Linked DNA regions of Mus musculus: region 1 is linked to region 2. The links are chromatin loops, found by intact Hi-C in ENCODE. Cell type or tissue: left cerebral cortex. All regions are shown on one strand. Each heading gives the region's core, and the rest is flanking DNA. Links, peaks and the distances in the headings are about the cores only. Region 1 has its middle 13 kb from the start of Gm38789. Region 2 has its middle 37 kb from the start of Mtpn.

Region 1 (5,383 bases), core at 264-5,263, 77 kb before region 2:
TCTATTAAGGCACAGAGGACAGAAGAACAGGGTGTACAGAACTCACTGTTGTAGGAGACTCAGACAAAAGTAGTAACGACTAAGCCAAGAACCAGGGTAAGGTGATGGAAATCCAGTGTGCTGGTTTTGCATATATTCTCTGCATCCCCCCACAGAGAAGGGGCTGTGAGGATGTTTCAGATTTGACAAGGAAAGTGTTTACGGTCCAGAAGGTAAGCGTAGTTTGGGCTAATGAGACTGCAAAGGAAGAGATTTGGTCTTTGACTCAGGTAATGTGAAATCACTGAGTTTCAAGCAGGTAGCAAGGAAAAAAGTTCTAGAAAAATCAAAGCCGGCACAAAGACTCTTGGGAGGATGTTGTCTCAACTCCCAATAGGAATCCCACAAAGACACTAGGAGCTTCAGGGGCAGAAGCTAAGCTGTGTTAGCTGAGAGTGTAGGGTAGAGGTCTCTTAGGAAGCAGACGAGGATATCTAGCTACACAAACACCTTGAGAGATTTATTGTGAGGAGTCAACTTACTTGCTATGGAAGCTGAGAAGTACCACAGCCTATCAGCTGCAAACTATAAAGCCCAAAGACCAGAGAACTAGATTCTGAGAATCCTAGGCCATGGGCAGATGTATGTACGGCTCAAGAATCGATGCAGGAAGCAAAAGAAGGCAGATTCATCCTGGCCCCACCTTTGGAACTTACTCAGGCTTTTTAGGGGGCTTGACGACAGTCCCCTACTCTGGGAAAGGGTGATTTACTCTATTGAGTCCATGGATTCAAGCGCTAAACTCACCTGGAAACACTTCCATGTAAAAATCTAGAAATAACAGTTAACCTGGCCACTTCTGGCAATGTCAAGTTGGCACAGAAAAATCAACTGTTTTTTTTTTTGTTTGTTTGTTTGTTTTTCGAGACAGGGTTTCTCTGTATAGCCCTGGCTGTCCTGGAACTCACTTTGTAGACCAGGCTGGCCTCGAACTCAAGAGATCCACCTGCCCCTGCCTCCCGAGTGCTGGGATTAAAGGCGTGTGCCACCACACCCAGCTAGAAAAATCAACTGTGGCAAAGAAGCTGTTGAGGTGCAGCTTGGGGTTGGTAGAAGCGATGCATTTGGATTGGAGATACTGAACTTGGAAGAGCTTGTGGGATATTCCAGTGGGATGGTCTAGTGTTTGCTCGTACTTGGAATAAAGACATAGATTGGGGAGTGGTAAGGTAGATGATGAAGCATAGGGGTGGCTGAGGCTACCACTCTGAGTGATGGGGGTTTAAAATTGACATGAGGTGAAGCCCCCTGAAGAGAAGTGCATTGGGGATGGGCTAAGGAAGAGGAGCTCTGGAGAGAAAACTGGAAATGAAGCCTAAGATCTGGGCTCAACTATGACAACACAGGGTCACCAGAGCCAAAGGAAGTGGTGACTCAAAATGAGCAAGCCATCAGGATTTCCAAAGGTTGGAGAGAATTACTACATCAACTTTAACATCGTCATTAGGACATTAGATTTAACCACAAAGAGATCTTTGGTTTTACTTACAAGGATTAATAATTTTTCTACCAACAGATACCTTCTAAGTCTCTTCTTATCGATACCAGGTTGTTCTTGGCTTGAAGCTGATATGTTAACAAGGAAACATACAGCAAAATAGTAACTAGACGAGGCTACCCCAGACCAGGACAAGAGCTGTTAGCAGCAGGACATGCCAGTGGGCAAGAAGAGGAGAGAGGACATTACTTCAGACTGGCTAGACAAGGAAGGCCTCCTCAGGAGGTGGCCTGTGATCTGAGTCTTCATCATAAGAAAAATATTTGCATAAAGATTCAGCAGTAGAATGTTTTAGAAGAGTATTACTGGTGGTTTCCGGGTTACTGGTGGTTTCAAAGAATTAAAGGAGTTTGAACAAACAGGGAAGCAGCGAGGGCTTTTACTCAGAAGCAAAGTGAATGCATGGAGTGGGTGTGAAGCAAAGGAGGAGTGGGCTCAAACAAGGCTGCTCAGAATTCCTCTCTCACCTGGGCAACTTCCCTGTAAGCCTCCTGAAGAAGGCAGGGTTGGTTGGTAGGGGCAGCTTGTTTGTGAGCTTTTGCCAGTAAACTATTGGCAGACAGAATCTTGGATCTTCTGTACAGGCATGGGGCATGGGTATTAATTAACTATTATTATTATTATTATTTGGTTTTCCAAGACAGGGTTTCTCTTTATAGCTCTGGCTGTCTTGGAACTCACTCTGTAGACCAGGCTGGCCTCGAACTCAGAAATCCGCCTGCCTCTGCCTTCCATGTGCTGGGATTAAAAGCATGCACCATCACCGTTCAGCTTGGGGATGGGGCTTTAATCTCATAATTAAAAAAAAAAAAGTTAGTGCATTTAAGTATTTGGCTGATGTCCATGGAGGTCAGGTGGGGGCATCAGATCCTCTGGGATTGGATGGAGTTCCAGTTAGTTGTGAATCCCGTGGTGTGTAGGTGCTGGGAATCTAACAAGTCTTTTGTAAGAGCAGCCAGTGCTCTTCACTACTGAGCCATCTCTCCAGCCCCATGATCCACAGTTTTAATGACATACATGCCTAGTCATGCACAGATCTAAGATAGTAATTGGGAATTTCCTCTTAAAAATTCACTCTGAGCACCCTGTTCATCTAGAGCTGGTTCTGGTTGGCTCTACTCATTTCCTTCTAGTTTCAGGATGTTTGACTTTGAACTAACTACAAGTGGGTAGTTGTTGCGGAGCTCTTAGGGCAGAATGGCCAGTTGCTTTGCTTAGACTGATGTATGTGGGGTTATTGGTTGCTAAGCTATCCCTGCAAACTACATGCCTCAGAGGGAAGATCTTATGCCAAAGCCCTAACTCAGTGGTTTTTGTTTGGTGTGATTTTGTTCCCCAGTGGATATCTGGCATTGTTTTAAGGTTCTTTTTATGTAAGTGTTTGATCCATAGGCTTGAACCCAGGGCCTGTGCATGTTATACAAGTGTTCGTCTACTGAGCTGCACTCTCAGACCATGAGACATTTTTCTATTCTTATAGCTGGAGAGGTCCTAATGGCATCTAAGGCATGGAGGGCAGGGATTCTGTTCATCATTTTATGGTGAGCAGGCCAGTCCCCACTTCAAGGAATTATCCTGCTCCAATGCCAAGTGTGAGGGATCCGGGACTAAATTAGGAACCAGCTTGGCCCACTTAAGGACTAGAAATGAGGTCAGTGCCTGGCAACTGGTCTCGGAAGGAATGCATGACAGAATATGAGTCAGAGAGGTGGGCGGGCCCAGCTGACAACCCTTCTAGGACTTGATGAGGGCTTGAAGCTATCAGGGGGTCTAAGGAGGGAGGTGACTTGCTGTGATGTATATCCTAGAATGACACTCTACTGTCTGAAGACAGATGCCTGTGGGATGGGACAGAGGGCCTGCTACAGTTGACATCTGAGAGGGACAGTGCCTTGAAAAGGGGGACTGCAGGAGTGGGATGTAAGCGAGCCAGAGAGCTGATGGCACTTGTGTGGTGGGCTGGGTGAAGCTGAGGAAAAGTGAAGACTCAAGAATTACTTCTAAGGATTCAGTTTGAGCAAGAGGGTGAGGGAGGATATAATTCACAGTAATGGAATGACTGGGCAAGGTCTGGATTTAGAGAAAGCACAAAGTGTGGTTCTCTCTCTCTCTCTCTCTCTCTCTCTCTCTCTCTGTCTCTGTCTCTGTCTCTGTCTCTGTCTCTGTCTCTCTCTCTCTCTCACACACACACACACACACACACACACACACACACACACACACACTATAACCATAGCTAGCCTGGCTCAGAGCTGCCCAGATCAGTCTGCCTCTGTCTCCAGGATACTGGGATTGAACACTGAACCACCGTGCCAGGCAGTAGCATGTTTATTAGGAGCATCATTTAAGGGCCACTGAGTTGGCTCAGTAGGTAATGATATTGCTGTCCAACCACATGACTTGGGCTTGATTCTTGGAACCCACATGATGGAAGGAGAGCACCAGCTTCCCCAAGTTGTTCTGACCTTCCCACATGTGAGATGGCACTTTTGTACCTCCCAAACACACATACAAACATAAAGTTAGGAATGAGAGTTCAGCTTCTGTTATGGTAATCATGGTGTAGTTTGATGTAATTGCAAACACCCTAATTGCCCAATAATACAAGAGTAACTAGATAAATTATGGAACCAGTATAAAGGAATATGTAAATATGTTCATTAAGGTGGAAATATGGTCACAGTGATTATATGTGACAATGATTGTGAATCAGGATGGAGAATCTGGGTCCATGGGATGCTGGTTTCACTTCTGATACCAAAATCAATACAGCATAAAGCAACAAGTTAAGTGGAGAAGAGAAGCTTAAAAACCTGTAGAAGAAAAATATGGACAACTGTTCTTATAATCATGGGTGGTAAGAGCCTGACAGTATTATCCATAAGGGAAACCATGAAGGAGACATGAAAATAATTGAGCAATGAGAAAGCTAAATCTCTCAGAGAAGAAAAAAAAAACCTTACAAAGTAAAAAGGTCAGAAGGAAGGCTGGGAAGAATAATTCATGATGAATACCACAAAGAAATACTCTAAGTAATTTTAATTTAATTTAAAGATTCATTTATTTTATTTCATATATGTGTGTTTTAACACGTGTATGCTATGTGTTGTGTGTGCTCCAAATAAATTAATAAATCGATAGATAAGGCCATAAGTCTACCAGAGAAATAGGCTAGACAGGAACAGGGAAACATGACTATCAGAATATGAGAAGTTCTTCCTAAAGATTTATTTATTTTTACCCTACGTGTATGTGTTTTTGCCTGCATGTGCGTATGTGCACCACATGTATGCCTGGTACTCATGACGTGAGAAGAGGGTGCCAGATGTCCTGGACCTGGAATAACTGATAGCTGTGCGTTGTTATGGGGGTGCTAGGAACTGAACTAAAGTTCTTTGCAAGAACATCAAGTGCTTTTAAACACTAGGCCATCTCTCAAGCCCCCAAAGTTTCATATTCTTGAGTATGAAGAAAATTCTGGCTGAGCCTGGAGATGTACACCTTTAATCCTAGCATGAGGGATGCCAGTTCAAGACAAGCCCAGGATAGTTGGTGAGCTCCTGTGTCAAGAAGAAGAAGGAAAAGAAGGAGAAGAAGAGGAGGAGGAGGAGGAGGAGGAGGAGGAGGAGGAGGAGGAGGAGGAGGAGGAGGAGGAAAAGAAGGAGAAAGAAAGAAAGAGAGAGAGAGAAAGAAGGAAAAGGAAATAAGCAAATTTAGAGCATTTAAAAATGATCATATTGGTAATGGAAAGATCAAGGGTTAGAAGTGCAGGTTAGTGCTAGAGCACTTACCCAGCGTATACAAGGTCCTCAGCTCAACTCCTAAGAGCCCACAGAACAGCAAAGC
Region 2 (5,383 bases), core at 275-5,274:
GCTGTATATCCACAATAGGTAAAATAAACACACGCAACAGAAAGAGCAGGGAAGCCCTGAGCTTGTGCTCAGTTTTTCTACTGTAAACTCTGTTCAGACCAGGAGGCCAGGTTGCAGAATTCTGTACCAAGAGTTCCCAGAACAGGCTCCTCTAGGCTCTACTGAAGCCCACAGGCTTGGTTGTATTTCCAAGTTTCTCTGGAATCTACCATTCTCAGTATAACACCTCCTTGTCTGGTACTCCCAGTTCAAGGGACTTGTGCTAGTCTCTCCAGATTCACCTCCAGGCTGCCTCCAGGAGAGAAGGAGGCTCCTCAAGGCATTAGCTTTCTAACCTGCCCTCCATTACCTCTTAGTTTCAGACCGTTCTCCATTTTACTGATTCCTACAGTGTTGCGATCTCCTGGGAGACTTGAGTGAAAAACCGGCTGCAGTTATGGATCTTACAGGTCTTAAGGATCTGTATTTTTATGTTTTTGTTTAATGAGACATAATTTCTTTAGCTCCTGACTTATTTATAAGCACATTGTTTGAAACAAATTCCAGTTATCTTTTAAGTTTTATTTACTTGTGTCATAGCCAAATATGTGCTCTTGTTATATAAGTCTCTTAAACTTCATATAATTTAATCTATAATCAACTGCACGTTGAACTGTGTAATTGACTTTTTTGAAAAAGGTATGGTGAGATTATTTTTCCTCTATTACCTAAGCAGGCTATCAAGGGCCAAGAGAAATTTGAATAATCACATAAAGTGTGACACACACACACACACACACACACACACACACATATACATATATATATATATATATACATAATACACACACACACACATATATATATATATATATATATATATATATATACATACATACACACACACACACACACATACATACATACACATGCTTTTTCTATTTTTTGACAAATTCCTATGTGTAAATAGTAAGTTGTTTAACTACCCTTCCTAACTCCCTCTCGCTCCTATTATCCTCCCTCTCTACTCCCACAAGTCCCTTTTCCTGTCTTCTTGCTTAGTTGTGGGACTCACAGATCTTAATCCAGACTGACTGTATGGCAATAGGTTTAGGATTATTCATTAGTTTGGTGGACTCACAATTTGATACACAACTGAAAACTGTTCCTACCCGGAATATATCATTAGCTGATCAGGGAAAGAGTCCCATGAACACTGCCCTTTCTATGATTGGTTGTTGATATCTTATACAGGCCAACTACAGCTGCTGTGATGTTAACAACGGCTGCATCATACCCTAAAGATAGGATTTCATAGCCTTTCTACTGCCTGCTAGTTCTGCTCTTTCTGCTTCATCTTCTGCAGGGCTCTCTGAGCCTTAAAGGGGGTTGTATAAAACTGCTCATTCACCTGTCACTCTCAGGATCCTGAACAGTCATGACTTTCTGTATTCACTTGCATGCACTGAAAGAGAGCCTTCTCTGATTAAGGCTGAACGTTATCTATGGGTACAAACATAATCAGAAAGCAGTTTGGTGCCATGTCGATTTAGCTAATCAACAATAATGAGTTTCCCTCTATGGCTTGCAAATTCTCCAGCTATGTATTTTGATCACATTTACAGTACCAAGTGTGCATTCCCTCCTGTGGAGTGGCCTTAAATCCAATCAGAGTGGTTAACCTCTTAACAGTTGGGTCATGATTGTACCATCGCCCGTCTCCACGAGCAACATTCCAGCAAACTCCAAATGGACTATTAGGTTTGGAAGATTATGTATATCCTTGTTAAATTGGTCTTCTTTAGGTTAGATGATGTAACATTACCTCCAGAATGGCCACAGCTAGCAGCCATGACCCCGGGATCAAAAAGGACTTTGGAGAGGAGGCAGGTGGTCATTGGCAGCAGCTAAAGCTTACACATTTTCTTAAGGCTGAGCTGTCCTTCCATCCCTTCTTTTTACATCCCCAAGTGCATTCCTTTGCCTTTTCTTTTGGGAAGGTGAAGTGTATCGAGTATTTTGGATCAGAAAGTTGCTAAGGACAGACAGAATATTGGAAAAAAAATCTGGGGTATTGAGAGTTTGAGCCTCCATAGACTTCAAAATCCACTTTAAAAAATGCAAAATTCTGTCCCAGATTTGACCTACTCCTATGATTTGTGCCATTAATCGATCTCTACTGTATTCTTCTCCCTTGTTTCAATCATTTATTCATTCCCCCCCCCCCACTGTGTGTCTGTGTATGTATGCATGCGCTGCAGAACACATGTGGTCAGAGGATAACTTGAGAATTCAGAACTCTTCTATCACATGGGTCTAGTAAATGAAACTCGAGTCAGCAGGCTTGGTGCCATGTGACTTTAAGTGCAACACCAACTTACTGACCCTTAATGACTATATTCTCTTCTGACAATACATATTACATTTTTCAAAATTTAAACATTTGCTTTAGTGTCTGTGTGTGTTTGTGTGTTTCTACATAAGTATGTGTGCATATGAGGATGTGCTGAGATCCAAGGATAACTTGTGGGAATTGGTTTTCTCCTTCCATCAGTTAGGTCCAAGGAATTGAACTCAGGCCTCTAGACTTCGTGTTATATTGCCACCCACTGAGACATCTTGTCATCTTTTCTTTGATTTTTCGCTTCAAGGTTAGACTTTCCTATACTATACTACTTTCCCTCTATCCTCTCTATCCCTAAATAGTTATCTCTTCAGTGTTATGGCTAAAGAAATAACCCAGTGGGAGTGTGCCAGGGAGAGGGGTAGGAAAAAAAAGGTTTTGGAAAATAGTTGGAAGAGCAGCCATCTTCTGGGCCTGTTGCCCAATTTTGATACATGAGTCACTGTGGGTGCTAGAATCACGGAAGACTGACTTAACTGATAAGCTAAAGTCCTCTGCCCTGCTAAGGTAAAAACTATTTGAAAAGCAACCTGTACAGTTGTCATATTTGAAGACTTGTCCTGTTTATTGGTTCTTTGAATCACCAAGCATCTCTGGAAATGGGACAGGGCTCCATTAGTTGGCATTTGCAGTAGCAAATCCTGTCTAGGAGGGCTGTCAGAATTCTCAGCACTGACAACCTCCTAGGGTAATGAGACCAGCTGACCATCATTTATTTATGCCTTCAAAGGACTTTGGAAGCCCAGGTAACAATGGGTGGAAGAACAAGTCTGTCATGTATTAATAAACAGGAAGGCTGATCATGGGAGGTGGGTTCTCTTCCAAGAGGGATCACCAAGGACTAATGGGCTCCCCGGAGCTTTAGGCCAGGCCTCTTTCTTCTAATGACTTATTGGTTGAGGTTACCAGGAAAGAAAATTGTATTTCCCCCTCTTTTGTCTGGAGAAACTAAAGTCATTTTATTAGTAAATTCTTTTAAGAGAAGGCAGAGATACATCTACCCGGGATGCTCCCAGCACATATAGTAGGGTACTGGATTTTTTAAGTACTGAGCACCTATGAAGTGCCAGACACCATGCTAGGAATGAGGACAGTGTAGTTCCTCAAGTGTGGATTCAGTCTTTCTAGGTCCAGGGAAAAGTTAGTTTGAAGGATACCAGATCAATTTACTTACAAGGACTTTTAGAGAATTTGTGTGCTCCCTGGAGACTGAAAATATCAGAGACAAGTCTCAGGGGGCTTATGGGCAGGCAGAAATAAACCAGTGCAGTGGAGACTGTGGCAGGAAGATGAAGTGCCAGAACCTGGGAGAGTAATACCATGTGAATTTGTCTCCCGGTGCTAAAGGCTGAGTTCCCTCTGAGACTCCAGCTTAGAATCCTTCCCTTTCTTCCTTCCTTTTTGCGGTGGCTGTCAATCCTTCACTTTGACAGACAGCTGTGCCAATCCAGTGTCTGCCTCCATCTTTATGTGGTGCCTCCATGCCTTCATGTTGTCTTATAATAAGGACCCCAGCTGTTTACAAATACAGTGACATTTTGAGGTCCTGGACACAGGGACTTCAATTTCTTTCTTTTTTGGTTCCTGTTAGGGGTTGCTAAATTCTGAACCCCAAGATCTAGTTGCCCCCTCAGACAAGTGCATCCTCATATACACTAGCCTTTACTGTGTAAACTTTGCTCCCCAATTTAAGGCTATTGGGTAATAAAAGGATATACAGCCTGCGATGGGGTGATAGAGAAAGGCGGGACCTGAGAACTGAGTAAGGGGTCCTGAAAAAGACAACTGTGGGGGAGGGTGGCAGGGAGGGACAGAAGGGGGAAGAGAAAGATGGAGCGAGGAAGAGAGGAGGAGGCTGCCCTGAGGCTGGATGGATCATGAGCACGTGGCCAGAAGAAGTGCACCCCGAAGACATGCGGATAGAGCCAAAGCAGCACAGGTGAGACTCAAACAGCAAGTAATAGAGGGCCACATGGTTTGGATAACAGCGTAGAAACTAGGCTTACAATCTAGGCTTCCTGCTGGGAGTTGGGACAATACCATATCTAGCACCAGGGGCAGCAGTATGAATGAGACACTGGTGGCTTTTTGAGGGAAATGACCGAAAAAAGAACCATCACAGAAGTCAAGATGAAATATAGGTTTTACATTTAGATGATTACAAGAATAGTGAACATAAATTAAGCTTAATAAGCAATTTGGAAGACAAATGTTTAGTGTGGGTGGCTAGGTGCTGAATGCTCAGACATACAAGGCAGTTGGAGGTAAGGGCCCAGAACTTGGGTGAGAAGTGATCTGGAGGACTTTTCCTAGAAATGATGTTCCTTAGCAGTCAGCCAGATGGTCTAACATCCTTGTTTCTAGGACACTGTTCCCATTTCCACACTTTTAGAACCCTCACTTAAGGCTCGAAAGCAAAATGCTTTTAATTTCTGAAAATCTAGTACAACTGCCTTCTCAAAACTGATTACTGTAAACAGCCTTAAAATAATTTCCTGTTTTGTATTCCAAATTGGTGATATCAAGGTTCTTGGATCTTTCTTCTGGTTCAAGGACAGGTTCAGCATTTTGATGCCCTTAATATAGTTGAAATTGGAGTCACTGTTATCTCTCAAGATGTTGTAATTATTTCATGGAAACCTGGGAGATGTAATTGTATTTTCTTAGACGCATTGATCATCATTAGGGGAGGGGAAGTAGGGCTGAGCAGAGAGAATCTTTTAACGTTCATTGGATGGATATGTTTATGGATACGAGAAGAAACTTGGTCACTGCTGCCAGGATTTCCTCGAAGTCTGATAACAGAAGTTCTGCTCTATAGTTGTGGGCTGAGTTTGAAGGCACATGGTCCATAATTCTGTATTTAGAATTTGTTCCCACAACTCCCTGACATAATTAGCCCAGAGGCTTATTAAGAAAACCTATATCCTCTTTCATGAACAGGCAATTTCAAAGGGAAAGAGTGGAGCCAAAACATGAATGAAGTTTTTAGAAAACTAT

What was found. Hi-C counts contacts between places; a loop is a spot of excess contacts. Peaks named below come from ENCODE experiments on the same cell type or tissue, not always from the same donor. Only the 100,000 strongest peaks of a DNase experiment are listed, where the experiment ranks them.
Region 1: it touches region 2 in a loop (3-fold over the local background); 2 of 42 quality-filtered maps call a loop at or near these places.

What each region holds. Positions count from the first base shown.
Region 1 is chr6:35,423,286-35,428,668 of GRCm38, forward strand. No RefSeq gene overlaps it. Among named protein-coding and RNA genes, the nearest start is that of Gm38789, 13 kb to the left of the region's middle. In left cerebral cortex, for the core only: no CTCF peak of the experiment used is centred there; a DNase peak (open chromatin) is centred at 3,219; H3K27ac peaks cover 898 bases.
Region 2 is chr6:35,500,314-35,505,696 of GRCm38, forward strand. No RefSeq gene overlaps it. Among named protein-coding and RNA genes, the nearest start is that of Mtpn, 37 kb to the right of the region's middle. In left cerebral cortex, for the core only: no CTCF peak of the experiment used is centred there; DNase peaks (open chromatin) are centred at 2,777, 4,675 and 5,195; H3K27ac peaks cover 2,253 bases.